Linked DNA regions of Homo sapiens: region 2 is linked to region 1. Evidence: read pairs that join two places in POLR2A ChIA-PET (ENCODE). Cell type or tissue: PC-9. All regions are shown on one strand.

What was found. ChIA-PET counts read pairs that join two places held together with the same protein. Peaks named below come from ENCODE experiments on the same cell type or tissue, not always from the same donor. Only the 100,000 strongest peaks of a DNase experiment are listed, where the experiment ranks them.
Region 2: POLR2A ChIA-PET joins it to region 1 with 10 read pairs; 1 of 35 experiments calls an interaction of 5 or more read pairs at or near these places.

The regions. Positions count from the first base shown.
Region 1 is chr3:66,020,506-66,023,005 of GRCh38, reverse strand. The region is part of intron 1 of MAGI1 (membrane associated guanylate kinase, WW and PDZ domain containing 1); the gene reads left to right. LOC124900543 (a long non-coding RNA gene) reads left to right here. Exons shown (of 2, transcript XR_007095951.1): 1 at 1-2,500. Among named protein-coding and RNA genes, the nearest start is that of MAGI1, 17 kb to the left of the region's middle. In PC-9, no CTCF peak of the experiment used is centred here; a DNase peak (open chromatin) is centred at 1,115; H3K4me3 peaks cover 726 bases; H3K27ac peaks cover 2,009 bases.
Region 2 is chr3:65,503,029-65,505,528 of GRCh38, reverse strand. All of the region lies in intron 2 of MAGI1 (membrane associated guanylate kinase, WW and PDZ domain containing 1), which reads left to right. Among named protein-coding and RNA genes, the nearest start is that of LINC02040, 330 kb to the right of the region's middle. In PC-9, no CTCF peak of the experiment used is centred here; a DNase peak (open chromatin) is centred at 1,508.

The DNA.
Region 1 (2,500 bases):
CAAGGATAATGTGGCACAAAAAGCTTATATTTCATGGTGTTTCAGGCTGGGCGATCCCAGGTTAAATTTCTGTGCTTTCGTCTTTGTTAAAGAGTTTAGCCATGTCACAGTGCAAATGCACAGTTAAGTTCCTCCACAGTGTATATGAAACCTGTTTTATTTCAGTTAGGATTAGCAGAGCACTCTAGCTGACCCTAAGTGAACTCTAGGTACATATGTGATAAATGCATATTGCTATATGCCACTGAGGTTTCGTGATTGTTAATTATATGGCATTATAATGGCAATAGGTAACAGAGACAATGAGATTCCATGTTCGAATGGCTGACACGTGTCCAAAAGCTATGGGTTAATTTGGGACTTTGAATCTTGAGTTTAGGCAAAGATGGAAAAAAATCCCCAGTAATTGTTCATTCCAGTGTAAGGACAGCAGATGAGACTGTTGTTTCGGATACCTACATCCAAGGAAATGTCCTGGCTTCTGCCTATTTGAATCTATGAGCCACATTTATTAACCCTATAAATTTATTTTTCTTTTAAAATTAAAAAGAGAAAACTTTTGAAGACACAAAGTGTTATCTCAATATTGATATATTATACATGTGTCATTATTTATAAGAGAAAAATCGGGAAAATAGGATGCCCAGCAAAGGAAAAATTCATGTAGCTGTTGCCTAGGTATGTCTCTTCAACTCCGTGGGAAAATACTGCCATAGGGAAGAAAGGCCCTGGCTTTCTTAAGCAATGTGAATTTGTTTCTGCGACATTTTAGCTAAAAATGTAAGCTCAAGATATTCTGTGTGAAATAAATTATCCCAAAGAAAGATAATTGTGAGAAGAAGCCATTAATGGGAATAAGACAGCTGGTTGTAAGGATTGGAGGCTTTTTTTTGGTGGAAGGAGCTTATCCATGGGGTTTAATACAACATGGTGAGTCACCCTGTTGCCTGAATTCCAGAGGGGAAAGAGACATTCGGGAAAAGGCTGCGGGGGAAATTTGCAGTCCTGTGCACCTGTTACCAGGCACTTATATTCACCTGATGGCTGCTAACAGATTGCAGGCACAGCTTCTTGAAGAAAATCATCAACTTTGAACACAGTACCCCACACATTGGATTTGGGTGAATGGAAAGTATATCAGAATTACCTGGGAGAGTTTTCAAGTTATAGTCACCGGGGCGTGGCTTTATTAGTGATTCTGACTCATGTCTCCCTGCTCAGCACAGTCCTGATACTCCACCTCCAAAGAGTGGTCCACAGAACAGCCACTTACATAGAATCAGGCAGGGTGTTTGTTAAATATGGGGATTACTAGACCCCATCCCAGACCTACGGGATCAGAATCCTGGGGGTGTGGACTCTGTGAATCCAGTGTTTAAAGGTGCTCTGGCTGAATGTGGCAAGTCCAGCGTGTGATGCTCCAGGCTCTAAAATATTGGCCTTTCTTCCAGTTATCTAACAAGTGATGGTAACAGACCCCACTGTACACTCGAATGAACACTGATTGTGGGAGGCAGTCAAGAATAGAAAGACAAATTGAGTTATTTGAGCTGCAAGTTCTTCTAGGGGGCAAATGCTAGGTGTGTGCATATGTGTTTGTGGAAGTTCATTTTCTTGCTTCAGGGTTTTAGTAATTTAGAGGGACCTTTTCCTCTGTACCATGCTTGCCCTTTTAAGGCAGAAAGGGAACTCCGGTGGAAAGACAGCATTGACTAATAGAACTTTCTGTGATGATGGAATATTCTTTATCTACACTGTGCAATATTTTATTCCCTAGCCACATGTGGCAATTGTGTACCTGTAATGTGGCTGAGGAACTGAATTTTACATTGTACTGACACACAGTTTAAATCTATCTGCTTGTGGCTAGTGTCTACCGTATTGAATGGCACAGAAGACAGTGCCTCCACAAATAGTGAGGACAGTTACAGATCTTTGGTGTCACATCCAGCTGCTCCAAGACACGGTTGGAGTGATACGTTGGGTTGATGCTTCTTAACTTTGAAAGCTTGGGGTAGATCATGTTTTAGTGTCCTTTGGCCTTTTTCTTTTTAATCGGTACATTTACCGATGACAGTTTTCTTAAGCTCAGCATATGGTAGTGCGCTCATTGTCCCAGGTGAAGTAGGTTAGGGGTGATGTTTTCTCCTGTTGACTGCTCTGTCTCCAGCACCTGTAATGAGTGAATATAATGGATGACTGAAAAGTGATTTCAACTTGAGTATTTTATGCAGGGTGGGAGACTCTGTGTTACCCCGAGGTTGTATAGTTAAACTGTTGTATCACTTGATGCTTTTGGTTATAATTAATTTAAAAAATGCAACTCAAATGGCTTAGGTAGCAAAGGAGATGAACTGATGCATATAACTTAGAATTTCAGAAGGATGGAGCTTCAGGTATGGCTCAATCAGCGTATGGGTCCAATTTCTCTGTAATTTGCTTCAGAGCTGCCGATAGTCTGTATTGACTACCTGTGAAGATACAACCTACATATCTGTAA
Region 2 (2,500 bases), 520 kb after region 1:
GGACTACAGGCACGTGCCACTATATCTGGCTAATTTAAAAAAATTTTTTTAGAGACAAGGTTTCACTATTTGCATAGGCTGGTCTTGAACTCGTGAGCTACCATGCCTGGCCCCAGTTATTTTTTTTTTTTTTTTAACTAAGCAAGAAAGCTGCCGAATATTAGAAACATTCAGTATTTAGCATTAACCATGCAAAGTCACCTAATTTGTGGAAACTTGATATTCTTAATTAATCACAGCTTTTCACCAAAATAATTATTTTCTTTTAATATGCTTTTGAAAATTATCTGGTTGAAATTGTTGGAAGTAGTTCATTCCATTTTACACAAACAATTGCTATAATTAATCAGAGAAAGTGAAAGTATTATTACCTGCCATAATGGAGAGAGTCTATCTGCTCTCATCCCCTTTTCTCATAGACAACTTTTAGCGCTAGGGTATAGCGTTACTGGTTTCCTGAATCCCTCTTGGAACAAAAATGCCTTCAAGGATAATCCTCAAAAGTTGATTTCTGATAAATGTGTATCTAATGCTGAAGATTCTTATCCTTTATTTCCTGGATGCTTTTTAATACTGTTTGAAATGAATCAGTTACAACCTGAGAACTCTCATGTTCCTGACTTTAATGAATGCGAGGTTTCCATGAGTTTGTATGTGCCAAAGTTCCCTTCCCTGAAAAATGAGGAAAAATGGTTAATGTTCATGTTCAGGTTGACTTTCCTGTGGAATGTTTTCTGGTCCTCCTCAGTATTCTGGTTAAGAGGCAGTAAGACATAGTTCCTGACAGTTTAGGTTTGGGATCAAAGAGGTTGTGGGGAAGGGTTTTACCAGCTTTCTTCTCCCAGACCGTCAACTCCATCAGCTCCCTGCTATGTTTCCTGGATGAAGACAGTGTTGATTTATTCAACCCTGGGTGAAGAGCTGTGGAAATTCAGCTGCACCTCGCTCCTCCACTAGTTTATCCTCCCACCCCTCCCCAATGTCTTCTTTGTGTACAGAAGTTCCCACCTAGTAACAAAAACCTGGTTTCAAGTCCTGGTCCTGACACTTACCAGCTGTGTAATTCTTGGCAAGTCACATAATGTGTGCATGTTTTCTCATCTGTGACATAGGATAATAATATTAACTACTTTATAGTGTTGTTGCAAGGATTAAATGAGATAATGCATATAAAGAATAGACGTTGGCCTAAATACAGATTTTTTAAATGAACATAATTTTCTAATGCCTTTAATTTGCTGAGGGGTTTGTATCCTTGCACATGAATGTATTTGGTCTCACAATCATTCTGTGATATAGTCAGAGCAGTAGTTACCCTTTTTGTTTTACAGATAAGGACATTGAGTGCATAAAAGGGAATGTTCCAAGGTAGTCACATAATTAATTTAGTGGCAGAGCTGGATCAAGACTGGTTCTTCTTACATCAGCTCCTTGAGCTGCTGTTTTTGTTTATTACTGGGAACCATTTGCTTGCCCTAGACAAACATATACTCTCTTTTTGTATTATATGATTCATTCAACAATCTGGAAGGTTCACATTTTTCTTTGACATAATGTGGATCTCCTTGAAAGGTAACATGTTTACACTTAACTGAGAGCACCTGGCTTCCAGGAAAAGGATACATGGACGGTTTGAATAGTTCCTTTGGAGCTACTTGGATTTGGCACTCAAAACTTCTTCTTTTCCTTCATCCCATGTCATAGCTATAGAGAAAAGAGCTAGAAGTAGGATCATGAAAACCAGATCAGATGCTTCCCATCTCTCATGTCTAGGCCACTTTTGCAAATCATCAGTACAATGGAATAAATGCCAAGTCCTTATTTATTTCAAGTATTGTAGGTGTGGTTTTTAAAACGAGATTCCAATACCTTCATCACACAGTGTTCTTCCATGCAAGATGGAACCTGAAATGGTCTGCTGATCCCAAACATGCAAGTTATAGCTGGAATAAAATAATTGTCTTTACACACCTGCTGTTGAATGGCTTGGCATTATTCCATTTATGAGACACAATTACTGACACTACTGTGTTGAGATCTGGGATAGAAAAAATAAGGGTCCTGTTTCTGACCTTTGTTATCATAGTTGAGAGTTTTGGACAGAGAATGCCCCATTATTCAAAATGGTGCTTCTAGAAAGGATCCATTTATGTTGCCCTGAGTGGCCTTGCTTCCTTGTGAAGTGATTTGTAGATTACCACATATAAAGTGTTAAATAACTCAACAACTTCCCCTGATTCCTGAGGAGGAGGCTGGCCTTCTTTATTCGTGTTTATTTTATAATGTGTTATAGGGATGACAATCAGTCAAGTCTCTTTTAGCTGCTTTCTCATTTACAATGAGGCATCAATTCTGATTAGACACAGACCCAAACTGATTCCAAGTTCTCAGAAGACAAGGATCTTACCTTTTCAACTTTGTTCTGCTGGAGGTACAGCACACCTGGGAGTGGGGAGGGGGCAGTGTATGTGTGTGTGTGTTGCTTAGTGACACTAACAAT